Linked DNA regions of Mus musculus: region 1 is linked to region 2. The links are chromatin loops, found by intact Hi-C in ENCODE. Cell type or tissue: heart. All regions are shown on one strand. Links, peaks and the distances in the headings refer to the core of each region. The heading gives the core; the rest is flanking DNA. Region 1 holds the start of Gm41320 (a long non-coding RNA gene). Region 2 has its middle 14 kb from the start of Gm41322.

Region 1 (16,756 bases), core at 3,511-11,510, 680 kb before region 2:
ACACCCATCCACAGGCTAATGGAGTTCAAAACTGTATGGTGTGTATATATACACATGGATTCTTATGCAGCTATAAAGAAGAATGAAATTATAACATTTGCCAGGATATTGATGGAAATGGTGATCAGTGTGTTAAACAAAATAAACTAGACTCAAAAAGACAAATATCATGTGTCATCTGGCGTGTGAAATCTGGATTTGTGTGTGTGTATGTGAGAGAGAGAGAGAGAGAGAGAGAGAGAGAGAGAGAGAGAGAGAAATAGAAAGAGTATAAAGTAGGAAGGAGACTATAAGAGGAGAGAAAGTCTGAAAAGAAAAAGAAAGAATATAAAGAGAATAGAATATTTGTAAGATGAAAGTCTAAGGAAGGTTTATTTGTGGGGAGAGAAGAAAGGGAAGCCAATGTGGGGACAAGTTAGAATGAACAATATTGATCTAGTTGTATGAAAATACACTGTGAAAACTATTTGTGTGTGTGTGTGTGTGTGTGTGTATGCACTCACGCTAACCAAAATTCAATTTTAAGAAATGTTTGCCTTTCATTTTTAAATCTTGGTTTTCTTTTGTGTTTGTTTAGTTGGTTTTTTAGTTTGGGTTATGGGGGTGTTTGTTTGCTTTTGAGACAGTGTCTACAGACCAGAATGGTCTTCAACTCAAAAACCTGCATACGAATTAGAGGTATACTGTTCCATGCCCAACCCAGCCCTATTTTTTGATTTTTCAATACAGGTAACAAAGTAAAAAAGCTTCAAAACACTTTATGCAATCTAAAACATAGCTTTTTTTTTTTATATATACCTTGATCCATGAAAAGGGTGGGAAGGCAGCATTCCCACGGATATACATTTGCGAGCAGAATATGACTTACTGAGCACCCCGCCATGCCCCAGAATTTCTCTGTGTAGGTTAGCATCAGAAGACTGTAGAGTGTTACTTACTGCAAAGAAAGTTTCTTTGTGTAATCTAGTGTGTTCCAGACGTATTTTTTTCTATAAAAATCCTTTTCTTTCTTGACTATCAGCTAGCTTGTGATACATTATAAATAAGCCCCCCCCACACACACACACATCGTGACGTTTTTAAAATAACAACCATTTACTCGATGCAGGATCCTGTGCCTGGCCGTGATGGTTAGCTCTTCTGTTCTCTGCCCAGCTAGCTGTCAGGCCTGTGGCCACCTGCCAGCTGGGCAAGGATCTGGCTGGTCTAAGATGGCTTCAGTGGTGGCATCTCTGTGGCAGCTGGTCTTGGCCGGCAGCAGGTTGACACATGCAAGAACTGTGAAGACAAAGACTGAGATTGGCAAACAAAACAACTTTTGATGCATTCCAAAGACCAGAAAGTTAGCCTGCAGGCCTGCAGGTCAGCCCAGGAAGAAAACATGCAGTCTAGTCCTTGATTCCAGAAGCACAAAGGCACGTGACAAAGGGCATGTGACAACGGGCATGCTGGGAAGGATGGAGGAGAGCATATCTGAAGACTTGTAAGAGTTCCGCCAACTTCCCCAGTTACCATGACATCTGGGCTCACAAGGACAGCAGAACTGAGCAACACAACCTTTTAAGGTAGTGGCAACTCAGACTTTCTTTGCAACAGCAATGTGCCCTAACCAGTTCCACACACAGACCTCACCACCACATGGTGCAGGACACCTAACCAGACTTGACATAGCCCCAGCTCCAGCTCAGAGCTCTGAAAGTCAGAGAACGTGTTCCTTCCCAGCACATACTTTGCCCAGTCCATAATCCAGACAACAGATGGACAGATTAATTATGAGAAGAGACCACTTTCTAGGCCACCAGTGACCCCAGGGCCATTAATCTACCCAGAGGGAAGTTTCCTGAAAACCAGGTCATTTTGTTGGTTTTGTTTTGTTATGTTATGTTTTGCTTTGCATCACTTTGCTTTGTTTTGCTTTGTTTTGTAGGATACTGTAGGATGCTCTTTGAAGATCTTACTCTCCGACAGGAGAAGGGAGTCAACAGTGAAAACAATTTCCACCCTTGCAGTCAAGGAGTTTGTAATTAGAGAGGCAGAGACCCAAATAAGAAAGCACTGTTACTGGTGAAGGAAGCTTATACTCCTGAAAAGGATGACAAAATATTAAAATGAGTTTGTGAATTCTGAAAATGACCAATAATTGGAATGGACATACCAGGTTTTGTGGTCAGAACCCAACTCTGTAAGCTTAACTAACCCAGTAAATGATAAAAGGTGAATGGCAGGATTCATAGTCACCTTCTCTCTCCACGTTTCTCTCCTCTCTGTCTCTCACTGTCTTCCCTGGAACTGCCCATCCAGTGGCTTCTATTCCTACTGGACAAGCCCACATGGCCCCTACTTTTGCCTGGTAACCATGGCTGCATCTTTAGCCACTGACTTGAGGCATGGCTAGAGCACAAGTGGCCACCAGATCTTCTGCTGGTTTAGCAGCTCTGTAGAGTCTTTATGGCCAGTCCCCTGCATCTGCATTTACTCACCCACCAAACTGTGAGGTTTGAATGCTCTAGAGGGCAGTGGCGAGCCAGGTTCCTGTTTACAAAGACCAAGACACTGAAAGTAGCTCTTCATAGCATCTAACTTCGCATTTCAGGAGACAGAGTTGCATATTTTTTTTCCTCAAAAGGAATATTAGTAGCAAGGGAAGAGACCATGGACTGGGAGAAGTGGCACTCCCTCTTTAGACCTAAAAACTATGGCTCCTAAATTGTATTTAGGCCACAACATGTTCAGGGGTTCACACTCTAAAAACTAATGCCTCATCTCTATCATTGTCCCCTTTGTAAATCCTGAATTCTGACCATTAAAGGCTAAAGAGAGTAGGGAATGAGAAAATGCAGGCCAGAAACATGGCAGCAGCCAACATCTCAATACAGCATTATCAGGTCCAAACAAAGGCATCATAGGATGCTACAGCAGATGCCATCTTGCCACGCACGCACACTCCAGTGAAGTCTATTTGGCAGGCCAAGAGGCCTGGGAGCACTCACGAGGAAAAGAGTTTCAAAAGGAACTCACCTCCTGGGGTTTTGGCATTCTCATAACCTGTATATTCATACTCTATCCCTGTGTTAGTCTGGTGTATGGATCCACGTGCTCTCTTTTAGTATTATCTTATTATAAGTGCCTTTTAAGATTGAATTCTGACATAGCTAAGCCTTCGCCAGTGTTCCAACGTCCTAGGAAGTCCTTGAGCTGACCATGGGCTTGGAATTCAATGTTGCCTATTCAGTGACATTCAGAATTGCCTCTGGCATTACACTATCACTTAGAATAAAAGCCAAGTTGCTCCCATATACAGGAATTTACAATGGTTTAGGAAGTAGATCAGATCAGGCTGTGGTTTTAGGGTAATGCATTATTCATGAGATGGCTAGTTAGAGCAGAACTCCCTAATTAGAACCATGACTTGGGTGTGAAAGCCCTTGCCCTAGGAGAGTAAAGATCTCACACCTGGCTTCTAAGACTATAGCTGACCTTAGATAGGGCTGACTTTGTCTCAGTTGTTTTATTGCCCAGTTCCTGCCAATCTTTGTGTTTACATTCCTCTGTTTAGTGTAAGTCATTAAGCATCCAGTAACCTCATTTGTACCTTGTTGATGTGTCACCTAACTTCCCTATTTTCTTCTGTATAAAAAGTTTGATGCTCAATTTGACAAATTACATTCAGATTCTACACAATCTTGCGTGTTGGTCTGTCTTTCACTTCTCTGATTCCTTGCCCACCTTCGACCAGAGACCTGTTCCACGCAAACAAAGGGACCCAGAGGGTCTGTGGCACCAGCTGATAATTGTCATTCAAAGGGGGAGCCTATCAATCATGTGGCTAATCATATAAGACGGTCAGGGCCTCTTTGATCTTTGCCATTCTGCAACTTCTCTCTCTCTCTCTGCCTCTCTCTCTCTCTCTGTCTCTCTCTGTCTCTCTCTCTCAAGATTTGTTTATTTACTTATTACGTATACAATGTTCTCCCTGCTTGTATGCCTGCAGACCAGAAGAGGGCATCTGATCTCATTATGGATGGTTATGAGCTACCATGTGGTTGCTGGGACCTCAGGACCTCTGAGCCATCTCTCCAGCCTGCTTTTTCTTTTTCTTTTCTTCCTCTTTCTATTCTCTCTCCTCTTCCTTCTTTATCTATCTAGATATCTAGCTATCCATCTATCATCATTTATGTATCTATCATCTATCGGTATAACATCATCTGTGTATCTGTCACTTGTCTGTCTGCCTTTTTGTCTGTCTATCATATATATGCACTATTTAGAAGAGAATCTTCTGATTCTCCTGTGCCTACCTTCTAGTGCTGGGAGCACAGGCATGTGCCACTATGCCGACTTTTATTCAGTGTTGGGCACACAACTCAGGGCTTCCCGAATGCTAGGCAAGTGCTCTACCAACTAAGCTACTTCCCCAGCACACCCTACTCCCTGTCCTCCTTCTCTCTGCTCCTTGCTTCCTTCCGATTTCTGATTCTAATTCCAATTCCATTTTTTTATTCTTTAAATATTCTTGGCATCACTTTCCTGTTTATCGCTGTCTGCAATGCCCCAGGGCTGGGCAGGGCAGCCTCAGACACACTGGTATGTGTGGGAGACAGGGCTCTCCAAGAAGGAACAGGCTTATGTCTAGATGTTCATGTCAGACCAAGGTTGAGTATAACCTAGTAAGAACCACATTTCAGATGCGGAGAGGGACAGAAACAGAACGGGGTGTTTCATCACACAGAACTGAACTCTTAGGTAAGAGTACGACCAAAAGAGCACCACCAGTACATACATTGTTAACATACTCAGGGGTGAGGAAGAAAACAATGACTCCTATCCGTACAGGTGCCTGAAACTCAAAGGAAACAGATATTAGAGCTCAAGGGGTGGGTTCACCATCTGAGGACCTTATGGTGGGATCTTTGATTATCCTGACCCCAGGCTCTAGCTGGGAAGCTTAGGAGAAAGGAACCAGGTTTTAAAGACTCTGGCCCGGTTGTCAAAGCAGCTAATGTTTCTAAGTGTGCATAGAAAGCTGCGATTTCAGAACAAGGTCCAGGAAGATGATCTAAAGCGGTTTCTCCCCTGGCCCCTCACTCACCGCTGCCAATGCACTGTGACCCTTTTGTACAGTGCCCTAGCAAAGCCGCCTACACACTTGCGTAGCGTGAACAAGTCTTTCGGTTATTCTCTAAAACTTTAGTGTGGCATAGTGTGTCTTTGAGACACACTCCCAAAACTAGCTTGATAACCCTTTTTTTTTATATATGCCATCATTTTCTAACACAGTGGAAAGGATTGGAATTGTCCTCAAATCTGAGAGATCCTTAATATAAATGATATGAGAAAGAAAATGTTAATCAATAAGGTTAGTATATTCCACTGTCCAAGGAGCAAGTCCTTTTTTTTTTTTTTTTTTTTTTTTTTTTTTGGATATTTTCTTTATTTACATTTCAAATGGTTTCCCTTTTCCAGGTCTCCCCTTCTGAAATGCTCTATCTCCTTCCCTCTCCCCCTGCCTCTATGAGGGTGCTCCCCCACCCACTCACTCACTCCCCTCTTCCCACCCTGGCATTCCCCTATATTGGGCATAGAACACCCACAGGCCCAAGGACCTCTCCTCCCACTGATGTCCAACAAGGTCATCCTCAGCCACACATGCAGCCAACGCCATGGGTCCCTCCATGTGTATTCTTTGGTTGGTGGTCCAGTCCCTGGGAGCACGGGGGGGGGGGTGGGTCTGGCCTATTGACACTCTTGCTCCCTCCATGGAGCTGCAAACCGCCTCAGCTCCTTCAGTTCAGTCCCTTCTTCAACTCCTCCGTCGGGAACCCTGTGCTCAGTCCAATGGTTGGCTGTGACCATCCACCTCTGTATTTGTCAGGCTCTGGCAGAGCCTCTCAGGGCACAGCCATATCAGGCTCCCATCAGCAAGCACTTCCCGGCATCCACAATAGCGTCCAGGTTTGGTGACTATATATGGGGTGGATCCTCAGGTGGGGCAGTCTCTAGGTAGCCTTTCCTTCAGTCTCTGCAAGGAGCAAGTCTTGATGACTATGATTTTTATGCACAAGGTCTCCGTTGCACTTCCTTAAAATGTATGCATTGGAGGGCAAGACAAAGCTGGTTTTCTTTTGCTGGAGCTTTCTGGTTAGTTTGCTTGCTTTTACGTTACTGGGAATTGAACCTGGTGCTTTGTACCTGATAGGCAGGTGCTCTATCTCTGAGCTGTGTGCCTCTAACCATGTTTCTACTTTTGTTTACAGCGCTGAGGATTGAACAAAGGCCCTGCTGTTCTATGGTGAGCTTTGTACCCACCCCAGAAGGAACAGCACCAGGGAAAATAACTTTTGGGAGCCCCCAGAATTCCAAGGACAGTTCGTTAGATATCGTGATGGATGATAATGATTGCCAAGGTGATGGGGGATTTAGAGTCACCATGGAAACAAACCTCTGGACATGTGTTTGGATTTTCTAGATTAGGTTAATTGAGGTATAGGCAGTTCTACCATTCTATGTTTTGGAGTCTTACACTGAGCTAGAGAGCAGACACCACCACCACCCACCCACCCACCTAACCTCCCCTTACTCCTGCTGCTCTCTCCTTCCCTCTTTCTGTGCTTTTCTTTCTCTTATTCTTGCCCTCCCCCTCTCTCTATTTCCCCTCTTTGCCCCTCTCACTCCTTTCCTCTCTGTTTCCTCTCCAGCTCATCCCTCGGTCCCCATCTCTCACTCTCTCTGTCCAATATGCTGCCTGTCTCTCCTGAGTCCAGTGTGCCTTTCTGACCTCTCAGTGAAGCTCCTCCGAATGTGGCCAGCAGTTAACCTTCTGTGGTTGTTACATGACAGGACCTCTTCTGCTTCTTGGTCCTAGTGACATCTGCACATCAGGGAACACCAACGTCATTATTGATTGCCTGTCTCCCCTTGAGACTGCTAGCTCTAGGTAAGCAAAGTGGCAGCCTTCAAAACTGTGCTGTGTTGGTCCCCTGCTGTGGAGATAGCTAGTCCCAGCCTGGCTCTGAATCCATAGCGGCCTGAATAAGGCAGTGCCCCTCCCAGCCTCCAGTAAGTACAGGCCCTGTGAGCACTGACTGCTTGCCTCAGGGGCTCCCCCTTACTGGCCACAACATCCTTAGATCTGGGTTTCAGACCAAGACCCTCCCTCCCTATTCTACCCGTCCTTCACAGGGGTGAAATCATGTGACCATCTGCAGGATTTGCCCACTCCACCCAGATCCCTTCTTTTTCCTGAGGGCCAGCCTGGTTGACATAGTGAGTTCCAGGACAGTTAGAGCTATGTAGAAAAACCTTGTCTCAAAACAAACAAATAAAAACCTACTGTTTGCAAATATAAATACTTTTCCTATCATCCTGCCCCCACAGAAGGAAGCACATTGGTCAGCACACACAGCACACACAGCCGCTGATCTCGGGGAGGCTTCCGCTAGCTAGGTTTTCCAGAATGCATATCACATGTTTTGCTGGATATTAACATTTACCTTTCCATACCAGTTTGGAAAAACACTGATCACGTGGCTTCTGGAGCTGTGGAGAGTCGTCTCCTGGACCCACTGCCATCTCTGACGGCCGCTGGCCTTCAGTCCTTCCAAAGTTGTACCCTTTGGCTAGTTTTGGCCTTCATCTTATCACTGTGATTCTGATTACAGTTTTCTTCTCTAAGCTGGGACTACCCTGTTTTTATTATATCCCCTTTCAATAAACACTAAAATGATCTAGTTTTCCAACATTTTTTTTTAAACTCACTAATTTACCACAGATAAATAAAAAACATGGGCAGGGCGGGGGGAGGGGGGACGCCGATTCTGGGTAGATGGAAGCAAATCGCAAGACAAAAAGGGGGGTTGACTTTGTGAAACACGAAAGGGTAATAAGTAAGCCGATTCATACACTATTCACACCGCTGCTACTCCTAGCTCCCTGCTATTTTTTGGAGGAAGCAATACACCTTTCATTCCAAGGTGACAACCCTGCAAAAGGCTGGGAAGGAAGATGGAGAGCTTGTTCCAACTCTGGAACCTGGGACAAGCAGGGAACCAGAGCCCGCAAGGCACAAATCCGTTTTTGGTTCCAGGACAATTCTCTACAGAGAGCACAGTACCATGAGCCACTAAGCCACAGCACTGTCCACACATTGCAGCCTCCAGCTCTGACCTCTTGAGGCTGCCAAAATTCTTAAGCGTTTTTTTGGTCCGGAAGCAGCATCTGGTTTCCCAATTGGAGCCCCTCCTTTGTCAAAGCAGCACTACCACCCCCCCCCCCCCGCACCCCCCTTCCCGCAGCGGGGGCCTCCAGTCTTCTGAATCCTTCTTAAGCTTAATTGGAGTCGTGGGTCTGAGAAGTCTCAGCTGCCCTCGAGACGAAGACGTCCTGGGAGAGAGGCTTTGGTCCAGTTCCTAGGGCCCACCGGCTGTGCTGGCCTGAATCCTGCCTTCAGCTTCCAGCAGGCTGTGAGCCGAGCCAAACCCATAACCCTTGCAGTACCTCAGTTTCCCCACCCATAAAAACGCAGCTCTGGGACCAGGGACTCTTAATGAGCACTGGCCTTTCCTGGATTAATTAACCAGGTGCCGGAAACAGCTGCCGCTGGCAGAAACAGCGCGGAGGATTCATCTACCGAAAGCTGCAGCCTCACTCTACAGCGCTGAGCCCTTGGCTGTCAGGAAGACCAAGTCAAGTTCTTTACTGCTCCAGACTGCTTTTGCCATCCTACTCGGGGTAGAAAAAAAGGGAGGGAACCGTGTTTGCGGAGCCACAGAACCACTTTCCATTTAAATCATACACCCCTCCAAAAGTAAATCGCCCCAGAATACCGGCTCTCTACAGACAAGAGGAAAATGGTCTTATTTATTACCATATTCCCAAGGACCATCGCGGTAGTAATTCCTGCTATAAAAAGTAATAAACCCTGATAAATAAAACTGTATATTTACATAGGCTCTGTAAATGTATCTTTCTCTACGCTCTTTCATGAGTTTGTGCTAAACCACCTGGTCAGCAGTTAATTATGCTTCAAAGACGTTCTTTTGATATGGTCAGTGCCAGAATTGGAAGCAAAGTGAGGGGGCTCTCCAAACATTCCGTTAACTTATGTTCATGCTCACTGCTTTTCTTTGCCTTCAGGTAGGGCGAGGCAACTACAGCAGGCCCACATCAGACCAGCTCCTGTATCAGCTCCCAAGTCCACCTATCAAGAGCACAGCCACCCTGGTCATTTCTATACCGTCTCCAGCGGCCTTCTGACTGCCTCGGGGTGAGCAATCGCTGTACTGAACACATGGCCCACGAAGTCTGAAATACCAAAAGGCTGTTACGGAGAAAAGTTGTCCGATCCCCTTCTCTGTGTCTCCTTTCCCATGACTCTCTCCCACCATCCCTGGGAGCTACTGCTAGCAACAGGGCTCTGTGGTTACTCGGCCAGTGCCTACCCTTTAATGAGTAATTTAATTTGATTCTATAAGTCCTGGGTTACTGCACAAGTAAGTAATTGTTAGTATATAACGAGATAAGAGGATTGGTCCCCACTAAGGGAAAGTGTTATCTTTTTGTAGATCATATACAACAGTTTCATGAAAGGAAAACAATTGGCATAGTTTCTGAGTTGGAGAAGGGCAGCAAAGGAGGAAGCAGGAGGGGCTACGACCGGCAGCAAACAGTTAAACTGTGAAAGCACTCAGGCCCAGGGCCAGCTGTGTCTAGGACAGTGGCTCTCATCCTTCCTAAAGCGGCAACCCTTTAATGCATGTTGTGGTGACCCCCCAACCATAAAATTATTTTCGTTCCCATTTCATTAACTGTAATTTTGCTATTGTTATGAATCATGGTGTAAATATTTTTGAAGATAAGAGGTTTGTCTAAGGGATCAAAAGGCACAGGCTGAGAACCCCTGGTATAGGACTACCTCCCTTTCCTATGCTGACACTGCTAACCTGTCATATACTTCACTTTATGGGGGAAAAAAATTGGGAATTTCAAAGTAAAGATCACTGGCTGATACCGTTCAAACAAACCTCTTACCCCCTCACTCCCCCCCCAAAAAAAACTGTGTTTAGCAGGAAAATTCCCATTCATCCCCACAAAGGTAGCACCAGGTATAAGAAATTACAGCTGACTCTTCTTAGACCTGCTGAAGGGCTCTCTCCTCCTCCCCACCAGGTAACCCACAGTACTGAGGTGCCACCATCAAGCTCCAGGGCCACAGCTAGCCATCCATCCCCTGCTACTCTGAAGACTCACCCTGAAGAGCAAGTGCTCTCGGGCGAGGTGGGGCAGGGAGGCGGGGCAGGGAGGATGCCTTCAAGGGGGAGGGTCATGACCAATTTAAGATGCACCAGTGCCTCCCTCCACAGGCAAATGAAACCCCAATTCCACTGAAATACCCTGTGTAGACCAAGCAGTTGCTGCGGGCTAATTCCATTTACAGGAATAAGGAAGCTGTAGCCTAGGGTGGTAATGGGGCGTTTCTTTACATGTTGCCTGCCCCACACCTCAAATCTGTGATGCAAATAATCTGCATCTTCCACCAAAACTTCCCCTCTCCCTCTAAGGATGTGTCCTTTGATCTGTGTGCCCAACCAATTCGGGTCGCTTTTCCCAACAGTGGTAGGGAAAACTGAGGCTGCCTTCTAGCCTGAGTCGGTTGAGCAAGCTGGCATAGAATTAGCACCCGTCCCTCTCCTTTTCTAAGGGAAGCACAATTTTTTGGTATATGTAAAGTTTATAAAATATAAGCTGTCAGAAGCCTTCTCCGCTGCCCTCCTAAAGCATTCACTTGGTGAGGAGGTTCAAAATCTATCACAGCCAATGACAGACATGTGCATGCAAAAAATAGCGAGTCTCAAGTTGAAGATTTTACTGCCATATTTTGAAACAACTGGCTAAGCAGCTGCTACTGTTATCTTCCAATTACTTCTCATTTTTCCAGAGTCTTAAATGCAAGCTGTAAGGAATTAAATCTAAAACTCCTATATACTCTTTAACAACAACAACAACAAAAAGATCATTAACAGAGAGCACTACAAAAACCAAAGTTGGATAAGTAAAAGGGATGTGGGGGGAGGGGAGAGGTGGAGGGGACTGTCCGTTCCCTGTGCCTGGGTGCTTTGTTTCATGGACATAAGCTATGCAGGTTTGCAGCCTCACTGTGCCCCAGTGTCCCATGCTGAATAAGATAGTAGTAGGGATTTTGCAGCTAACTAAAAACCACATGTCCCTTCCGCTTTATAAAGGTCATCAAGAAATTCCTTCACCGAATGTTGGTTTTGCTTACTCTTGGCATCACACTCTATTGATACCACTTAGCTACACAAGAATTCCCTCAGAAGACTCAATAGGCAATATTTTGGAGGCATTTCAGAGGCAAACAAACAAAACAACAACAACAAAATCAAACCATAATAGTCTGTACACCAGGCTGGCCTCGAGCTCTCAGAAATCTGCCTGCCTCTGTCTCCAAGCACTGGGATTAAATGTGTGCGCTATCATGCCAGGCTTCCTCTACATTTTTTAATCTTTGGTCTCACCTTTTACCTGACTTCTTGATCCTAATGTTGGGGAGGTAAGGATGAGGGTCGGAAATAGAGTACCCTACTTCTCTCCCACCTTGGGCTCCAGGTCTACATCTATCCCAGAGCATGATAGTCTCAGGATTTTCAGTGTACAGTTATAAAATGTCACGCGTGCTGACCTCTTTTGACTTGGGCGCTACACTCCAAACACAGATATGTCCCTGCTCTCTGCCTTACAACTGGAAGTCTGTCTGGACGAGAGATTCTCCCAGCCCCCTTCTCCTTTGTTTACCCCTCTCATTTCCATCTCTCTTTCTCTAAGGCCTGAAATAATCATGCACGGTTCTCCACTTCTTGGGGTTACAGTGAGTTACTGTGTAAAGTCTTCCCAATATCATCTGGTACCTTAAAAATGGGGCCAGGTTGGACTTATAAACCGTATAGGCTTATTTCAGACTTGATAAAGAACACAAAACGAAAAACCTTCCCAGAAGGCGACATAGCCAGATTCCAGGCCAAACTGTGTCCAGCCCCCAAGGAGCTTAGCTAGGCTCCCCACCTCCTGCAGGGATCCTCCTGACTCAATGAGTCTGGAGAACTCACTGCCCTAAAAGGCTTGCAGGTGATGCTCATGGGGCAGTACTTTGAGAAACACATCTTTGACTCAACAAACCAGTGTCCCTGCCACCCCGAGCGCTGAGCAGAGGCTGATGCTTGTGTTTCCTGGATGGGCACCCAAAGTCCTCAAAGCGTGGCCCACATCTGACACCACTCTTGAAAGGGGCAGCTTGTAGTCATACTTTCTGCTCATGCTGGGGCTCTACTTTCAAAAGTCAAGCCAGATTCGTGTCAAGAACAAAGGTGCTGAACTGACAGGTGATGTCTTTCTGGTGGTTGGCCAGTTGGGCTCTCTTCCTCGGAGCAAGCTGTAGCAACATGGAAGATCAAGAAGGAAGAAGATCATCTTCTGTCCAAGGGTGCTTCAGTGACTTACTGCTAACAGTGATTATCAGGGCTCAGGCAGTCGCTGCCCTGTCAGCTGCCTCTGAGCACTCCCCAGCAGAGCCCCCTTCCGCCCCCCCCCCCAAATTGTCCCAGTCCATCAGGACAAGACAGGAAATTGTCATCTGAGATTTACCACATCAGGCCTTCATTAGCATGCAAAATCAACACCTTCCCTTTCTCCCTCTTCTACCCCAGATGAGTTCTGAATTTCTGTACATTTGTGAATTCACAGAGGCATGAACAGAATGACAGGAACATCAGAAATGCAAATGTCTTTGTTGCTAACAAATCACACGTTTCTCCCCTCTGGGTTAGGAAAGGCTCTCTGCAAAATCACCTTAAGCCCAGGAGCTAGGGCAAAGGGGTGTCCAGCTATGCAGGGCTCTGTGAGAAGCAGCTGCTCTTAAACACACACAAATGCCCTCAAAGTGTTTTCTTCCCATCGTCGATGCTGATTTGTACTTCACTAAAACTGACATCTGCATCTCGGAAGAAATGCTTCACTGTCAAGAGAACGTAGCTGAATTTTGTTTGCTTGAAATGTTTTCAGCTCAGACCAAATTTAGAATCCCCTGCCACCTGTTTATACCACCAATCTCCAGCAAAGCAGCCAGGACCACCTCTTCCCAGCTGGAAGAGTCAAGGTGATGGGGAGACCGAGCTCTAAACCCCATCTAAAGCCTCCTTCCCCTTTAAGTACACAGTACTTGTGTTCCAAGGGCAGGCAAGATGCCTTGGAGGGCAACTTGCACATAGAAAAGCTCAGTCATACAAGGAACAACATTTGGGCTTAGAGATATGTTGAGCCACAGGCTCGTCTGAAAGATTGCAGGATTTAGGATGTTTCAGGACCCACAACAGAGCTCTAGGGACCCGGCTTTGCCTCTGAATGGGTGTTAGTGATGGCAAAGACTGGACCAGGCCTCCGAATATCTTCTTCTACTAACACATTCACTCTCAAGATTCTTATCTTCCCAAATCTGTTGGATCCTACCTGACGGCAAATAAGCCTTGGAGGGTGTTGTTTTGATGTTGAAAGTAAGAAACCAACTCAGTTACTGAAGGGGCAAAAGTTACTAAGATGATTGAAAAGCATTCTTGTGAAATCTGAGGGCACAAGTGGAAGCACACTTCAAAAGGGAACCAGAAAGGCAAGGTTAGGATGAACCCGAAAGCACCTGTCATGCCCAGTTCTCAGTCTGGGTGCAGCACTCTGGGGTGGGCTCATCACAATCTGCTTAAGTGGTCCCATCGCCTGTGAGTAGTTTGGCTGGTATCTCCGTACCTCAGGATTCTCTGTACCAAGGACATTTGCTTCCCACTGTATCTGAGCAGGATAAGACATATGAACAACTACTTTGCAAGTTGTAAAGTAATATATTAACGAAGAGAATAATAGAACCTAAAACGATCTCACATATAATGTAACCTGTCTCCATAGTTTCTTCTCCATCCTTGGCTCTTCTGTCTCCAGAAAGCTCCCCTCAGGATGTATGAAGTGTCACAGACTACAAGCCAAAGCAACCTTGCCATCAGAAGAGATATTTTATGTGGGCAGCGCATGCGTGTCATATTTCTTTGGCCCATTGCCTCAGGAGAGTGCACGTCTGTTATAGTGCATCGGGCTAGAAGCGGAAGTCATCAGCTCCAATTCTTCTCTGTATCTCATTAGAGGCCCAGTTCCCCCTTAATGCACATGAAGACCTTTCATTAGCGGTAATGGGAGCCGCACGCCTCACAGAGAAAGATAGCCCCTCACCATTGTGATCTCGGTGAGGTTATTGGGACACTTGCCTGCCTGATGGGAGAATTATGACATTCTACGATGCATGGTTAGATCAAGGAACAAATTAAAATCTTTGTGACTGGTTTTTAAAGGTGTGCATGTGCATTCGCATGCGCACACGCCCTCACGATTTTAAAATCTCAACACGGGGAAGGGCAAGAATCAAAATGGAAGAATTGCAGGCAGCTTGAAATTAGAATTAGTTGGGCCTGTGAAAGTCGAGTAATAAGTTAAAGGCGAGGAAAGGCAGGGTGTTTGATAAAACAAGAATCCTTTTCAATTCACACAAAGAAGGATGCTAGGTAAGGGTCATTTACTGCCACTGACGGTGAACAGGCTGAGAGTTAAACAAATCCTTGCCTGTGTCCACAAGGGAAGGCAGAAATGGCTGTGCAGTGAAGTGTCTTGAACCAACTACTACGGAAAGAAATGGGGACTCCCAAGTTTGTGTTTTGAGACCCACATGTGGGAAGCAGTATTTTTCTCCTGCAATCAGCTTTAAATTAGGTCATTTGGAAATGGATCATCCTGCATTATTGAAATGGCTGTCATTCTTGTGTTCAATGTAAAATCGGTCATCTGTGAACTGAGAGAGGTACCTATCATTGCTTCACGAGTCCTCCTTGGAGAATTAGAATTCTTATGTGGCTGGGACGTGCACATAAGGAAATTCATGTATCTGAAAACTAGGAAAGAACTTTTCAAGTGAGAGACATTCAGAGACATTGTCCTTTGTCCCTTAACTGTACGCATGATGGTGGCAGGCAGTGATGGCTGATTTAACAAGACTGAGAATATATTCACTCTTTGACAGACTACTGGCTATTAATTAATTAGAAAAGAGAGTGGCTAAATTCTAAGAATATGTAGTTGACTTCAACATCTAGTTCCATGCAATGAACTCTGTAACAAACCAATCCCATACTAACTGGTCAAGTAACAACTGAACCAAAGGATATTTAACAACGCATATGAGAACCATCATTGACTAAAGTACTCAGAAATGAATTTCTGGGATAGGGCAGACACCTTGGAGTGGCCAAACTCCCTGTGGTGGTTTCAGTAAGAGTGGCCACACAGGTTCATATATTGGAATGTTTGGTTCCCAGTGATGAACTTTTTTTCTAGAAGAATCAGGCAGTATGGCTTGTTGGAGGAAGAATGACACCAGGGGATAGTCTTTGAGGTTTCAAAAGCCCACACCAGACTGTCTTTCTGCCTACCTACTATCTCTCTCTCTCTCTCTCTCTCTCTCTCTCTCTCTCTCTCTCTCTCTCTTGTTCTCTCTCTCTCTCTCCATCTTGAAGGCAAGTGTGGGTTCCCAAGTCAAATGAGGGACAGTAAGTACAGTGGCTGCCCAATGCCCCCTGACAGCTCTCAGAGAGCACAGCAGGTGTGGGGCCTCTCCCTACCCAAATCAGGCTTGGGACTACTCAACTCCATAGAGACAAAGGCCACACCATGATAAAGCTGGGTAGGCTTCTGTTTCATCACCACAGAACTGGCTTCTCAGAAATCACGTGACTGGAAGTCTGCTTGGAAGCCCCCTCCCTCTGATGCAGTACCTCCTCCCTTGTCCTTTTTCCTCCCCTCCACCCACTTTCCCCCTGACTTGAGCTAATATAATCTAGCCCCTCCATTTCACCTCCACCAGTCTCCCAGGTCATTAACACCCACTGTACCCGCTGCTGCCTGAGACCCTGCTGGGGGAGGGGGACCCACAGGTACAATGTAAGCTCTCAGCTACTGCTCCAGCACCATGCTTGTCTGCTGCCTCACCCCCTACTATGATCATCGCAGACTAATCTGAAACTGTAAGCAAGCTCCAAAACTAAATGCTTTCTTTTGTATGTTGGTTATCGTGTCTCTTAACAATTAAGACAGTTTCCAAACTGGGCATGGAGGGAGGGTCCTGAACATCTTCCTGCCTTCATGAAATTACTATTAAAGCTTCTGTGTAATCAGCTTGGGTTCTACCTGTAGCTATGGAGCCAAGGTGATGAAGATGCTTTGCAGGGAGTGTCTATTTGTGTAAAAAGTTGCCACCGACAAAGCCATAATAGTTTACTCCAACAAATGAGTCCCCAGGCTCGCCCTCCTCCTCCTCAGTTTCTCCAGTTGTTTGCATCCATCTCATCAGAGCCAACAGAAAAGTTCACACACCTGATGCATGAGTCCCTGTCCAGTAAGTGGACTCTAATGGCTGTCTACACTGCAGCCCTTCATTACTTTTTCTATAGTTGAAGACATGGGTCTCAGATATGCATCTGCCCTAGTCCATGTCTAAGCACATTAACCCTTTTGTACAGCTGAGAGAGGAGATGGCCTGACGCACTCTTCCAGGTACCAAGGCTACCCTCCTTCCGCCTTCCTCTCTCAGAATGTTAAGAACCTGGACCAGGCTCAGGGACAGAATCTGCGTTCTCTTTTTCTTTCTAATACAGTAAGT
Region 2 (16,756 bases), core at 3,342-11,341:
CCAACTCTGTAAACTTATTGAAAATGCAAATTAATCAACAGATACATGAAGCAGACCAATGTTTGTGTTTGGATAGTGAAGCTGTTGCAGGGGATTGGAGACTTTGCTGTTCATTGTATATGAGCTATGTTCCCTCATAAATATAGGTTTTAGAATGGTAACCCTACTCTAGTGATAAATTGTATCATCTCTCTAGGTTCTTAGGATCTGTCATTTGGTGAATGCTGACATGTTCTCCAATAATGGACCACAGATTGAAGCCCAAGGAAAGCTCTTTCTAGGGCAGACTCATCTCTCTAGTGCCATAACTCTGCCTCCTTGCTCACGTTGACTGTGTCAGTCCACTGTGTATCTCTTCCCCTGAGATAACTTGATAGTCAGTGTCTTTTACCTTTTTTACAGGTTACAGGTACTTTTCATCTCAGTTAGTGCTGGGTACTGGTTGCAGTGACAGTAATAAGATATTACTATTAGAGTAACCCTACCTGCCACAGTCACAAAGGCCCAGGAAAGAAACTAGATCTGATCTGCAAGAGGCTTGGGCAGTATATGTAGGAGTGGGGAACTGAAGAAGTACAAATTGGTAGTTTGTGTTTTAAGAGAAGGATAAATAATTAAATCCTACCTCTGGCATTCCCTAGTTTGTCTCCAATGTAACCCTTACCTAATTCAGAATTAATGCTGTCCTATTCTGTATTCCCTGATCCTTTGTGTTCACAGTGTTTACCTTCTGGTAGACTATGGCATCTTAAAGACAACAGTAATTTAAACTAAGACAAAGGTAGTCAAACATCAGGTTTAAAAGTCAGACAAAGGTAAAGTCAGGTTTTTAAAAATGCAATTATGCAATTTAAATTTGTCTGCAGTCATACTAATGCTTAAAATTATGAAAACTACCTTATTTTCTGCCTTTATCTAAAATACAATATAATTTTATTGTCTTGTTACAAAATAATGCTTGCTTTCCCCAACATATATTTAAATATTACTGAGCTATCTAACATCAGAAAATCGTAAGTCCCTTTCTCATCCTCCCACCCCTCAGAGAATGAGGATAAATTGTTATTCATGTTCAGTTGTCTCAACCCTTTCCAAGATCACATTCAGAAGAAAGTGGAAACAGTCACAAAAATTGAAAGGTTCAGACGTGTGGTGAGTGAGAAACAGGACCAGGCTTCTTATGATGAATAATTGAAGTAAATGTCACATTGACATCATTTCGAGTAACAGGTGATACCCTTTGTGAGTTAATGGCAGAGGAATTAGGAAAGCTTTGCCTAATCACTGCCATACTTTAAAAGCTCACTGTTATCAGCCCAATAAAAGTTTTTCACTTTCTAAACTCTATCACCTTCTAAGCCTGCAGTCTAAATTCTCAATACTTTTGTATAGACCTGTCAAATTTATTGGTGAACAGTTACATTTAGATGTTGGCTCCTTCCTTGTGAGTGACAATTATACATCCATTTCTTTTATTGATTTGTTCATCTCAATGTTCTCCAAAATCATTAGAACCATAAAAAATTAAAGCATAGAAGAAATCATGCATATTGTTCAGTCCAAATTTAATTTTACAGATATGGAAAGCAGGCCCTAAAGGGGGAATTATTGAACTACACTCACACCGCAACTTATGTCAATATTTAATGCAGAAACAGATTTTCTATTCTCAAAAAGCTAACTTTCTTCCAGAATGGTTTACCAAACACAGAACATGGGTTAAGATTTTCTTCCTATATGACCATGTTTAATGACGAAGTTGATTTAGATATAGTTAGACACCTACTCTTCACTCCATAGCAATTCTATTTCTTCATAATAAATTTTCCCACCATCAAAGCACAAAAGATATAAATAATTTTCTTGCTTGTGATCGTATAAATCCTTTTCTTGCTTGTGTCTTGGTTAATAGTTGCATGTGTAACTACTGCAACAAAATACCTCTCAAAAGCAACTTGGGGGAAGTAGTTTATTTTTGTTTACAGTTTCTGGTTATGTAGTAGAAAGAGAGAGTAGCAGGAGCTTGAGGCATCTGGTCATGTTGCACCACAGAGGGATATGGATGCTGATACTCAGCCTGTATTCTCCTTTGTATTAAGAATAGAACTCTAGCTTCCAGAATGATGCTGTCCATAGGACAGTTGGGTGTTCTCAATTCACTTCATCCTATCTAGACAATCCTTTACACTTTTCCCCACAGACTGATCTTATCCAGATAATTACTCACTCCAATGTCTAGAAGCTTGTCTTGTGGTTGATTTCATGTGCTACAAAGTTGATAGTAATTTTTGACCATCACAATTCCAATCCTTATTTACTTGAACCTACCACCTTTAAGCAATAATCTTCCTTCCTATATCTTCAAAAGTTCATGGCTATCCCATTACCCCAAAATCCATTCCAATTTCAAAGGTCCCAACAGATTTTAACAATTCTAATACTATTTAAAAGTTAGCAGCCCAAGTCTAATCTGAAACTTAAGGAAATCTCTTTGCTGCAAATTCTCAGTGAAGGGAACCAGGTTTCTCACCAATTGCCTGGTCTCTTTACTAATTGTTGATATTTTGCATTTGTCTGTACTCTCCTTGTCCAAAATTTTAAAACTATTCACATAACTTTCCCCAGTAAAATCCACACTATTTTTTTTCCGTATTCACCATTTTCTTACTTTCACTGTGGACCTGGATGAGAGCCATGAACAGTAACCATGATATACATGAATTCCATATGGTTTGGAAGTGTTCTCAGTCAAATTAGTCTTCTATCTCTGTATTCAGCTTCATACAAGTTCTCAGGGCATCGCAGAATGTAGCCAAATTTCTTACCAAAATATGCCATGAAGAATTCCTAACTCAGTTTCAAATAAAGTCACTGGGCACCCTTGACACCTCATGGGCCAGACTTCTACTGCCCACATTTTTCTCATCATTCTTGACTCAGAGAAAATGTGTTTAGCATGCCAGGGCTTTCCTAACTCAAAGATTCAAGTTCTACATTCATCCCACAAAGAAGTTACAAAGACCTAAGAAGAGTCAATGGTGAGGTCTACACATGTGTTCACATAGGAAAGCACAATTAATAACGGTCAACTTCAGGTTTACCTTCTTGTCAAGGCAATGAGATTGAAATTGCAGAAGACATTGTGAACATCAGATACTCCTAAAGGCAAATAATAATCTTCAAAATTAGATGCTTGTCTATAAATTGATCACTTAATATTTGAGTTAATAAAAGATCAAAAATCTTTCATTATTTCCCCCAATGAACCCTTTGGATTAAAGATTATCAAAGATCATGGTGAGCTAGGCTCTGTCTTTTTAAACTTGGTTTATATGCTATTGCATAGAGCCTGATGTAGAGATTAGTGCTTAATAAATTTCAGATGATAAATGGCAGTTTAATTGGAATAGAAGAGCCTATAAATGCCATGACTATAAAAATAGCATGGAGATCATGGTACAGGAACTTTTGTGGTCCCATCTCCTCCATAATGTGTATGTATAGGTGTGTTATGTTATATAACAAATGGAATTATAAGTTAACGATCTTGAGAAAGGGATATTATATTGTCCCAGTATAATCATAAAAGCCTTTGTCAATAGGAAAGCAGAGGCATGAAACTCAGAGGTAATGCAATGATGGAAAAGAGCTGTCAGAGTTAGGGGAGGAAGGATCCACCAGGCAAGGATGAGCCAGCTCTAGAATCTGCAAATAATATGGAGACACATTACTGTCTCAACCATACAGATGGAATGCAGCCTTGTTGACCTACTATAGATCTCCAATTGTGCCAACCATAAGCCAATAGACTCCTGTTAACTCATTAAAAATTCTCTTTTTGAACAGAGTAAAACACTACAGGCTTCTCCATCTTAGCGTCACACTGTCGTTTGGGGACATTCAGCATGTGAACTTGTGCATGGATATAGTAAATCCAGGAGCACTATAATAAACCACCCGGTTATTGCTGAAAGTGGTGGCTCATAACTCTTTTCTCCTCTGCTGCCACCTTCCTCCTCTTCATTTCTTCTTGAGCTATATGTAACTGCACATGAATGTCTCAGGTATTGCATTGGAGTCTGCAGTGTTTTGAGGTACATTTTAAAAAGAAACTTATTTCCCACTTACTTTTATGTGGCAGCTGGAGTTTCTGTGACTCAATCTTGAGGTATTCACTTGTAAGAAATACAATACCAACTGCCAAAGACCAAATAATTGACATTTTTTCCTGTTCATTTCAACCTATTGGATTCAATCCTTGTCCCAAGGATTTTAACAAGCAGAAATAAAAATCAGCTTTGCTTCACATTTACTTTTGTTTTGTCTTTTAGGTGAGAGATAAAAATACAATAAAAAAAAATCTCACATCAGTAACAGAATGTGCAGATAATCTTAACTGCATGTAAAAACTTTCAAAACCAAAGATCCCTACGGAACCTGCACGTCTATCGCTTGTGAGTATGGATGTATTGTTTCACACAGCAAATGGAATTGTGAATAGATTAAGGACCTTGAGAAAGGGCCATTTTATTGTTCCAGTGAATTCACAGATGCCCTTATAGACAGGGAAGCAGAGGAGTCCAATCAGAGGAGATGTAATGATGAAAAAGAGGTATCAGAGTCATGGGAAATAGAAAACACCAAGCAAGTACCAGCCTGCCCTAGAATCTGAGAGTGATATGGAAATACATTATTCCCTAGCACATTCGGATAGCCAGAGGAAGCAAAGCTGAATAGTATTTTCTTTCCAAAATCATTAAACTTGAATCCATGCATTTTAATTGTCATATTTGACTATTTTTAAAGTTTGTATCAGTTCAAACGTAGACCCCAAGTTTCTTGAATCATGTGCTTTTATATCATGGTTTAATTTTATTATTTTTACAAGTTCAGTTATTGGCTAACAGATGTAGGTTTTATCAAAGTCACAAGCAAGCTACTTCCAAGCTGTGTCCCTGAGCAGTCTGGAATGATCAGCAAGACATGTCAGTAGACATGACCAAATGCATTATCCAGAACCTGTAGCAAATCTTTGGGCATATCGTTTCAGAACCAGGATTTTATCTGCTTCTTAGGCACCCACACTTTGTATCTGCTGAGTTTCTTCCCAGTCATAGTGAACGTTGAAGTTAAATTCAAAGCCTTTCTTGACTGAATGTTCCCAACACATGGAGATGATAAATGTTTCACGTGATTGTTAGAAAAATTATCCACGTTTGATCACTGCATTTTCACTCATATCAGCATAATCCACTGTGCTTCAAAACACCCTATTATGCAATTATAGGAAGAGGCCTCCCTGAACACAGATTCTCAATAATTCCAAAGCCATAATCAAAACTGATCAGCTAGGTTTATCCTTCAACAGTATTCACCTGCCCGAAAAAGTGAATTCGAGAGTCTCCAAGACTCAGCAACGGGCTTTTCCCGTCTCAGATGGCTTGTCTGATCTCCACAGTGTTTAACAGTACATTCCTACCACTCTATGCTTCCTTTCTCTAAATATGTCAATAATATTGATTAAGCGATAGTGTAGTGAAAGATTAAGGAATCCATGCTCTGTGCCTCTACTCTCCTTTCCTAAGCAATTGCTCATTTGAAAAACAATCTTTCTGTCTTACTAACACTGCTCAGCAGGGCACTCCGTGCAGCCAATTGCAATCAATTTGAGTTGATATGTGAGACGAAGTCTAGCACACTTCCCACTTTTCAGCAGCAGCCTTTTTCTAAGGACCTAGGAGACTCCCTGTCTCTTTTCAGCGGGTGCTCATTTCAAGTGGACACAAACATAGCAGAATTCTGTCTCTGGAATGATGGCCAAGGCAATGTACTTGTGTCCTGTGGCTCTGTTCCGCTGTATGTCACAAGCACAGGCACACATTTCTTTCTACGGAAGCACAGTCACAAAGAAGAGAAATATTGGAGAGTTAGTTCAAGGTTCGTATTTATTAAGGCAATGCATTGCACTTGTGTTTCCTTGCCTGAGATCTGTTGTCCTTCGTGGGGCCTAAGAGTGATGAGAAGGAAGGTACCTGTGTTGGTTAGCTGTGCTTGCAACCTAGTAAAGAGCAATAAATCTTGAGTCAGGACATGCACTGTTGGCTGACGCCTGGACCTGCAGAAGGCCACAGTTCTTCATGTGTTTACAGTGCATCAGTCTGTGGACCATGCATTCAATTCTCTTCTTTCAGAACTTAAATGTTTAGCTATCTTCTGTTATGCTTCCTTGGTTTGTTGTTGTTGTTGTTGATTTGTGTGTTTTTAGAATGCCAGGAAGTTTAGATAACTCAATTGTTTGTCTCATTTCCTTCCTTCCCCCCTCCCCCTCCCCCTTCCTCTCCCCCTCCCCCTTCCTCTCCCCCTCCCCCTCTCCCTCTCCCTCTCCCTCTCCCTCTCCCTCTCCCTCTCCCTCTCCCTCTCCCTCTCCCTCTCCCTCTCTTTCTCTCATCTTCCTTTCTTTATTTCAATTCCCATGGTACTATTAATCATAGAAAACTTCCAAATTATGTGTCAAAAGTACCTCTAAGAATTGTATACACATTCCATTCAAAACATATTTTTATATTGCTTTCTGGGGTGCTATCAATTCAGTGCTTGCTGATTCGTCCTGAGCAACTTCTACTTTAGTTTTACTGAGATGTCTATTGAAGGCTTTGAAAATACAGTATGTGCAGCCAAATCCAAAATGTGTAATAGAAACAAACTCAAGGAAGGAATTTATTAAGGAGAGAAAAAAAGTTGATCTCTCAGCTCCGTGAAGATTAGGAAACTAGTGCTTTCTTTCATCCTGAAGCTATATATCAGCCAGATATCGTTTTATGTAAAGCCTACCATGCATGAAGCCACTCATGTCAGGGAGCTGGGGGGATGATGCAAATTTACAGTTTTGTGCTATTTGAACATTATACATTGAGATTCAACATTAACTGCCCACTCACTGGCTACTCTTTCTTTGTACTTGCCGCAGACAAAGGAAGTCATTTGTTAGTCAGTAGTTTTCTCACTCTATGTATACAAAACAAACAAACAACAACAACAACAACAAAACCCTCCAAATATCCTCCTGATCTTGCTCATAGGATACTGACTGTGTCCCTACATGATCTAACTTGTGGTTTTTGTAATTGTACAAACTTTGTAATTTTCTAACACTGTCCTCTCTCTTACTGCCATCAGAATGATGTCTCTACAAAACCTAGATAGGAACAGGGCTCTGCCATGATCTGTCTATGTTTGGATAGGAGCAGGGCTCTGGCCTGATCTGTCTATAATACTGGATAGGACCAGGGCTCTGCCTTTTACTTGATCTTTCACAGCTCTCCACTGATCAAAGAAGTTCAAGCAGAAATGTTTTTGTCGAAGCATGGGGGAGACTGTCTCAATCTGGTCCTGGTTTGTTCGTCCTCTGCCCACATGCCTGGCTTCACATTAGCCAGACAACTTCTTCCTTCACAGCACCCTCTCCTACCTCAGTTGCAGATTCTTCTAATCTCTAGGTTAGACATTAGGTTGAGATTTTCCTATTCCAACTCCTTGCCTGTCCCATTTCTAATCGTCTGTATTCTTTATCTTCTACAACAGAGATGCTAACATGTCCTGCATCTGCCCTTTCTGTATCAACTATCACTCATCTATCATGCCTTTAAAAACCTCTGGTACCTAAACAGAAGACTTCCTAAAGGGCCTGAATATGTCTCATCCATGGTTGTATTCCTGGCACCTAATTCATGGTAGGAACGACATACACATTTAATGGAAGAGGAAATGAATGAGCAAAGACAAGCATGGTAGAAAAACCAGGTGTGTTAATCAGAGGCAGGTTTATTGACCCACCACACTAATCCTTGGAGAAACTAGCATTCCCAGTCAGGGGCATATTTAGGACTCTTTTCTGACAGTTTCCAGGATTACTGGGCTGGGTAAGTTAAAAGATATTCAGACCACCTTGAACTAAAGAGGCTGTGTCATCTTGCAGATCCACTTACAGGGTCCAGCAAGACAGTTTTTGAAGCCACCCACCCTGACAGAGGTGGCCATGGGAGAATCGCATCCAGGATTGCAATTAGAGCTAGAGGAGAAGAGGAGGAGACAGGGGTCAGTGAACCAATCAATAATCAGCAACTCCTCCCCCACATCTGCCAGGAGGGAGGCTGAAGCTATCTGCTTGAGGATGGCTCTCATCTTAGGCGGTGCACTCCTGCCATCTAGTGGCTCTGTCACACTTTGCAAGCATGCCTTTAACCGGCATGGCTTCAAGGGCTGAAAAATCCCAGAGCTAGATTTAATGCACTGCTCAAACCTGGAGTAAACTCACCAGGAAGATGCACAATACTTTTGGGGTTTCTTTGTCACTGACATTTAAGAAAGTCTTTATGGGTGCTGACTAGAAATGAATCTTTCATGATAGTATTAGTCAAGGCTAATATCAGATATGAACACTACCTTTTATTTAATGAGGAAATAGGATGTGATTTTTAGCTTAGAGTTAAATCAATCTCTCTCTCTCTCTCTCTCTCTCTCTCCTTTCCCCAAATGGTCCCAAATGTGTTACAAACACTGCCTAGAGATTGTCTTTTTCCCCAGCAGCAAACTGGATAATTGCAAAACAGAAAGGAAGAGCTGACTATGGTGTAGCTGAGGCATGCCAAGATAGTCAGAAATGACAGTGTGGAGACTTAGCAAGGGAAACATTTCAAGGACCAAGGCTGACAGGAGATGAAACTGCCTCAGGCTTCCCAATCCCTCAGGGAAACTGGCAATCTTATTGCTTTCTTCTTCTTCTTTTCTTCTTTTTTCCATGGCGCCCCAAAGGTAATTCATTAAAATATTAATAGCTTCTGTTTGCTCTGGGGCAGTGAACTGGGACAGATCCAGCTGTACAAGAAACTAACGATATGGGCAAGATACAGATCTTGACCACGCACACTCTGTGTCTGAGAAAATCCATCCTGTAGCAATTTGGAGACAGCCAGGAAACAGCTAGCCTAACCTTCAGCAGCAATATTTGCAGATAAATGGCCTCAGGCACAAAAATATATCACACATATGTGCATTAAGTATCAATACAAGTTCGGTTGTCATGATATAAAGTTAATATAGAATGTTTCATAGAAATTATTGCTAATATGTAAAAGCATATTAAACTTATAGTAACCCTCAGCAAAATAACCAAGCAATAAGGGCAAGAATTTTTAAAAGATAGTGAGAAAGTTTTCAGGTTATATATTTACAATGTCTTCTATGGAAATGATCCAATTATTTACATGGTGTAGCTTTTCACAACTGTAATGTGACCCTCTGATGAAACTTGCTAGGCACAAGTGTTTTACAAACATTTAATCATCTCCTAAGACTCTGGCCTTTTTTTCTACATTCTATGTCGAAGCAGGTTTGTTGTGTTTAGATAAATGTGTGTTATGTTAGGCTGTGGTTATTATTAAAATCAATTGCTAAATCACACACACACACACCCCAAACACACACACACACACACACACACACACACACACACACACACATCCATACACACACACACACATCCATACACACTCTTTCCAAGGAAACTCTTATGTTTGAAATACTTGTCTCATTGGATCAACACAAAATTATGACATTAAAAACTACCTTAAGGTTAACAATTGCCTGAGAAATAAGATTTATATTAATCATTTAAATGAAATTTCAGGTCTGATACTTACACAGTGTGTGGTGATTTGAATATGCTTGGCTCATGGGACATGGCACTATTAGAAGGTGTGGCCTTGTTGAAGTAGGTGAGGCCTTGTTGGAGAAAGTGTGTCACTGAGCAGGCAGGCTTTTGAGGTTTCCTCCTGTGTGCAGCCTCTGCCCAGTGTGGAAGAGAGCCTCCTTCTGGCTGGCTGTGGAAGACAATCTCCTTCTGTTGCCTTCAGATCAAGATGTAGAACTCTTGGTTCCTCCGGTACCAAGTCTGCCTACACTGCATGCTGCCATGCTCCCCACCATGGTGATGATGGACTAAATAAACCTCTGAAACTGCAAGCCAGCCCCAAAATTAATGTTTGCCTTTATAAGAGTTGTCTTGGTCATGGTGTCTCTTCACTGCAATAGAACCCAAACTAAGACACGGTGTATTCATAAAATAACACAATGGGCCCCCAATGTGAATCAATCTATCTATCTATCTATCTATCTATCTATCTATCTATCTATCTATCTCTCCATTTCTCTAGCTATCTATATCTATCTACTATAAATCTGTTTATCTATAGTGATATACAAGATATGGATATAGATAGAGAGAGATAGAAAGAAGTTATCTGTGAGATGGCTCAGCAGGTAAAGACATTGCAGTGCAAGTCTGGTGACCTGACTTTGATCCTAGGGCAAACCGGGGCACATGCATATCCACACTTGCATATCATATGCACACATGCAAATAATAATAATAGTAATAATTTAAAATTAATTTTTAAAAGAACATATTTGTTGTTGGAAAAATTACCTATGTTATCTTTCAGTTCCAAATATTATTAATATTATTTATGTTTTAAAAGCCAAGACACAGACAAAACCCCTCTTCAAGAAAATTTCATGTTTTAAGATATGTTAGCTATTCAGTTTAGGAAAAAAAAATCTTAAGCGATTTTATTCCTAAAGAGTTCTACTTCCCAGCCTTAAGTAGAATGATAGAAGGAAATTCTCATAAGAATATAACACTCAGTGGTGAAAGGCTCTTACTTCTCTTGCAGAAGTTTCTAGCTTGGTCCCCAGCAGCCAAATCTAACAGTTTCCAACTTCCTGTAACTTTAGTTCCAGAGACTCTAACACCCCTTCCAGCCTTTGTGGGTCCATGCACGCACAAACACATACTACTCCCTAACTCTGTCTCTGTTTCTTCCTCTCTCTCTTTCTATTTCTGCCCTCTATTCTTCTTTCCATCCCTCCCTCTTTCCCTCCCTCATTGCCTCCCAATTCTAAAATATAATAAATAAATCTTACTTTAAAAGAGAATATAAAGTCTTTAAGAAAAGGGTGCAGAAAGGCAGCACAAATTACCCTTAAATCACAAGATAAAAGATGGCAAGCCTCCTCTAAGTTTCCTTATTAATTCTGCAATAGCAAGTAATTAACATACAATATAAAATACAATTTCATTAAAAAATGGTCTTGACTAATCTGTATCTGGCCTGTCTAAAGACCTGTCCAATAAAGAGTGTAATTTTTTCAGAACCAGAAATACTCTTTGATTGGAACTCCATGATATCCATGTCTCCTTTGAAAGATGCTCAGACTTTCCAGTCATGCATACTGCCTAATAGTATTGATCCGGTCAAGGTCCTTGACATTTGAATCCAGTTCTCCTTGCTGTTTAGATTTGGGTCAATTACCAGTATTCTATGAGCCACTTTTCCTTATTGGTCAAATGAAGATAAAAAATGGTCACAAAAGAAGACACAGGTTTTGTAAGACAAAGGTTAGGAAGAAAGCAACAATTTTGCTCTTATAGGAGGTCACAGCTTTCATTGACCTTGAAAGTGACAGATAAAGGAGAGTTGGAATGGACCAGATCTCAGTACCTGTTCCTAACCAGCTGACAAGGGACATGTTTGCTCGGGCAAGAAGGTCCCAGGAGACAAGTCTGCACCAATTTATCTGTCAGGATCCTTGTCAGCTGTGTCAAGGGCTAAGTAAGAACACAAATCAAGTTTCTTAGTATCCTACAATGAAGGGGTAAAATAATATTTTAGGCAATGTACAGAAACAGAAACTGGTTGCAGAGTCTGTTGTAGTGCGCTCACTACTTCTAAGCTGGAACACTTAGGTTAAGACAGCCCACCCTAGATGAGCAGCTCCGTGACCTTGCCACTGTTTATCCTCTTTCATGTTCTGCACCCTTGTCAATATGATGGAATAATTACTGGATAGCTTTGACCCTGCTGCCCCAACGATAGTCAGTACTCATTATATGACAGAGACCTTATACACTAATTATCAGATTAACTGACTGTACTATCTATATGAGGAAGCTACTACTGCTAAAATTCCCACTTTGTAAATGAGGTATGAGGAGTGTAAATTGCTGAGGATTACTGGGGCTACTAAGACATTATAAGGCAGAACTGAGACACCAACACCAACATTTTAATTATGGTATTACTCCCCCGCAGACTTTCTCCTGCCTTGCCATCAGAACTGTCCAGTCTAGTCTAGATTCAACGTCTTGTTGTCTTTATTCGACCTTGATTTCCTCTGAAGCTAAGTGAGGAAACTGGTCTAGAATCAGGCTCAATGTGTCTTTTCTCAAACACCCACTCAGATCAATTTTAACCGAAGTGTTCCAAGAGCACTGTGCCCCGAACGATGGCAAAACTATGTCTTAGGTCGGCAGGAAATGTTACTGTGACTAATACGGCTTGCTGTGGTGAGACATAAGGGCTTGTAACACATATGCCATCCCTAGGAAAAGATAAACACTCTTCGAGCTGCTGTGCTTCGTCATAGAGAGCCTCCATTTTTCTTTTAGCATCTAGTTTAGTCAAATTGACGAATTAACAGAGGATATTGGAAATGTGAGTCAGAAGTTTCCATTTTTTTATTTTTTTAGTTCTGTACATTCCATTCTCCCTTTCTTCTTGTACATCACCCTCTCCCCCATCTTAGCCATGGTGCACAGTGGGAAATCTGCCCCCCCCATACTTCAGACAGTAGGTTAAAATTATTTGCATCTCATTCTGTTCCAGTGTTTTAAAACACCAAGGAAGAAATTGACCTATCTCAAGACATCTCTGTGATGAGGAGGAGCCAGGAGAGGGAACACACCTAATTATAGGTGTTCCTACTTGGAATTACAAAGGTGCAATTGAAAGGAGAAAGGAAGTTTCCTGAACAAAAGAATGGCTCTCCCAAGAAGACAAGAAAAGGAGGGTAGGAATACAAAATGGTAAAGTCTTCATTGAAGATGCCACGGGAAGAAAGAATTTCTGCCTCAGCAAAGGCGTTTTTTTCTTCTTTATAAAACACACCAAGCATGACCTAGACTCCACCATCTGTAGAACCAGACTGATCTCACCCCTTATTAAGACCTGAAAGGGAAGCAATCCACATGCTTTAATTATCATGACTGTGAAGGTGAAGAAGAGCCTTCCTTTGAAATGGAGTTTTGTATTCTTCCATTAATTGTACCAGGAAATTGAAGAGACGCTTGAGTTTTAGATTTGATTATCTCAACATAAATGTATTTTTGCTTCATTAGCAGTAAAATATATAAGGATGATGATAGACCATTCTAAGTATTATTTCCTTATTCCTGGTCTTAATCTCTATATTTAATAAGGAAGGGCCAGGTTCAATAAAGGGTGCATCTGGCTTCAAGTGATTAATCGATTTTTATAGAATGCACATGCTAGCAATTCTTCGGGAAATTAGACAAGACACCATGAATCACGATTCCCTGCACACACTCTTCAGCCCTCCCTTCCAGCTTTGCTTTTACTAATCAGCTTCAATTGACTATCTCGGGGCATTTTTACAAAGGTGCATCCTATGTCTCTCACATCCTGAATTAATGCCGTGAATAATTAGCTCCAGGGACTGAGGTCTCTTTCATCTGCATGCAAGCCAACTAAATGGTTTTCCTTTACTGCTTGAAATGTGAGCCCCTTCCTTTCATCCCCCACTCTCCTCCTGGCTGCTGTAATTGGGATGTCAAATTGTATCATTCTGTAGGGAGCTGAACTTTCAGAGATCGGTCCAGGACAGACTTTTCTTGAGTTGGGGGGCAATTTTTCTTTGTAATGTCAGTTCCAATTCCTCTGGGCAGGAGATGAATTAGTCTTGTGCATTAACGAGGGGGTGAGCTATAGCCAGCTGCAAATGCTGCAGTTCCCGATGAAATCACTGAGCAAAATGCACAAGTATATGAAGCAGTGCTGGCTTGAATGACAGGGGACATCTCCTGAAAAGGAACGGAAGTCAAAAGGTAAAATAAACCTCTATGGACTCTTGTTGTCAGGGAATGTAGTTCCTTAACACTATGCATGGATCTCCTTTATTGCTCCATCTCCAGAGGCTGCAGCAGGAACTACCAAATACCTGGTGTGTTTGCTGTCACTGCTGTTTAATGCTACCTGGGTAGGCCAGGCTGCTGATCACTCATGGCACTTTCCAGCTGAGCCCACATGTGCACTGGGACTGGCAGAGAGAACCCTACAGTTGATCAGAGTTGGCACACAAGATGGAACCTATTTGTAATTGCCGGTGTAGGCCATTGTAAGTGTTTAATAAATATTTGCTGAATGTAAAAATAAATGAGGACAAGATTGTTGGAATTAGGAGACTTTGTGCCTCTCTCCTCCCTTGAATTTAGAATGCATTTTGTTTTGTTTTGCACAAATGCTTCCAGCAAATTACAGCCAAACAATTTAAAGTTAGACCCATCACCTTAATTTGACATAAATCAGAGCTGAATATCTATTACTAGAAATTTTAGATTATCCTAACATTCAGAATAAATGCACCTGACTAAACTTGGGGAGAGGGGGTCTCAGAATTTCCTTTCTTAGCATGAAAGTTGTGCACATTGATTTGGTTTGAAGTCAATGGGCCAGAACATACAGTTCACATCATGAGTGCTGAATTAAAGACTGAGAGATTGTCAGCTCTGTCACAGACCTACTCCTGAGGGCAAGCTACAGCTGTTCAATTCACCAAGGTAGTCCTGGGATTGGTGGCAGCAGTAGGCAATGCTGGCCTTGTAAACATCTCCAACAGCTGCTTTGTAAGCATGATTATTGAGAGCAAAGCATATCGTCAGTCTTGGGACATCTCTGTCACCAATTTACTCACCACCTACTCAGCTGCTCTTTTGGAGTGAATCTACATATGAGCATCACTGGCAAGCTGGAATAGAACAGAGTGGTAAAGAAGTGGCCAGCTACACATGGCACAGAAAAGAAAAACACTATAGCTTTTCACTCATAGTTGGTTCACTACTGGAAGAATGGGGGAAATATTGGAACACTGCAGGAGAGCGTCTGCAAACATCAGCAACAATACCATACTGCTAGAATTAACTACTGTGAAAACTGAAAAATTCACCTTCCAAGATTTGAGAGACATTCCAAATTCTCAATACAAAACACTACCCCCCCCCACACACACACACAGAGAGAGAGACAGAGAGAGAGACAGAGAGAGAGACAGAGAGAGAACAATATTTTGTATGGAGAAGCTTGATTACCAAACTGCACTAACTTAACACACATTGGCATGCAGCATTGGGTGGGCTACAAATGGAACTCTATGAAATTCAGACTTATAATAACCCAATAAAAAGCTCATAGCAATGCATAGCTTGTTGGTATGTTGGGATATTTCTATCGTATACAGGTCAATTTTTCTAAGATGATCTTAGGCCACTTTAAAGCATATGAATATATTGTCAACTTTTTAGATACATGCATAAAAAAAGCCTCACAAATTCAATATGACAGAAGTCAGGTTAGGTGCCTGTAGTAGAATGAAAGAAATCTAGAAAATCTAATGAACTCAGTTTCCTCCAGTTGTATTGACAGGCTTCAAAAGCTAAGATTGTTATTCAACAGACCTGGGAAGAAATTTGGATTAAGATGTTTTGAAGGTTTTACAGGATTCATGGAAGAAGAAAGAGGATGGCACTGTTGAACATCCAAAAATGAAGTAGTTTTCATTATCTTCAAGTTTTCACTCTGGCAAGATAAGAAAGTGAAAAACAAAAACAAAAACAGCAGCAGCAGCAACAACAACAACAACAAATCAAGAGTTAGAATAGAAACTCTGATGTCCTTGAATGGCCGTTAATCCTTCCTGGATTGTTGGGGGAATGAAATCCTGCAAGCCAACGTGACATAAAGCAGCTCTTAGCCTTGGTTGTCCATCTGATGCATGGGGAGACACTGCTCTAACAGGGAGCATTTGGTCCCATCTCCAGAGGCTCCTTTGGGTCGGGCCAAAATGTTTATTCCCAACACATCAGTGATATTTACGTTAATGCAGGAAGAAGCACACAAGCCACAGATAAAAGGTGGTTTAGTACCAGCCAAGTCAATGATCCCCTGGCACTTACAAAGCAATCCTTCTAATTCTGTATTTTAGTTTTATTCTGGATAGAACTTTGTTTTCTCCCCAACACATAGGTGATCATTTCTAAGATGCTAATCAAGATAGAAATGCAAGATAAGCATTCAGATTCTCTTTTTTAATAACTACATATCACAACAATAAACTAAAACTTGGCCATCTGTAGGGGAGTCCAGTGATTTCTTCCACTGGCCAAACTCCTGCAGGAAGGTGGTAAAAACTGACACAAATGGCTGCTCTGTTCACCCCTCTCATGTACCTCCTCCTGTCCTCTCTCTCCTCTCCCTTTCCTTTCTTCTTCCTCCCTTTCCTCTCCCTCTTCCTTTTGCTCTTCTGCTTTACCTCTCTCTGTTCTTCCAACTTCTTCTCCAACTACATAAAAATTAGATTGATTCTTCTCTTGATTTTTCTATAGAATCATCTCTGCATAATATTAAATCTACTATATAGTTCCCATTTTTAAAAAATAACTTCTGCTTTTATATTTTAAAACTCTCTTCTCCTGTGTTTGTAGAATTTTTTGCCCCCTATAATTTGGTTAAATGTTAATTTTTTTTTTTTTATTGACTTTGGTGATTGATACTAAGGATGTTGTTCTTGGTGAAATTTTAAGGCTTCTTTTGTTGTTGAAGCAGAATCTTATGTCACTCGTGGAGCA

The links. Hi-C counts contacts between places; a loop is a spot of excess contacts. Peaks named below come from ENCODE experiments on the same cell type or tissue, not always from the same donor. Only the 100,000 strongest peaks of a DNase experiment are listed, where the experiment ranks them.
Region 1: it touches region 2 in a loop (6-fold over the local background); 7 of 42 quality-filtered maps call a loop at or near these places.

Annotation. Positions count from the first base shown.
Region 1 is chr15:51,766,801-51,783,556 of GRCm38, forward strand. It overlaps Gm41320 (a long non-coding RNA gene), which reads right to left and starts at 8,237. Exons shown (of 2, transcript XR_875335.1): 1 at 6,776-8,237; 2 at 1,072-1,278. In heart, for the core only: a CTCF peak has its summit at 8,468; DNase peaks (open chromatin) are centred at 8,271 and 8,391; H3K4me3 peaks cover 585 bases; H3K27ac peaks cover 981 bases.
Region 2 is chr15:52,450,824-52,467,579 of GRCm38, forward strand. No RefSeq gene overlaps it. Among named protein-coding and RNA genes, the nearest start is that of Gm41322, 14 kb to the left of the region's middle. In heart, for the core only: a CTCF peak has its summit at 8,209 (motif pointing left); no DNase peak of the experiment used is centred there.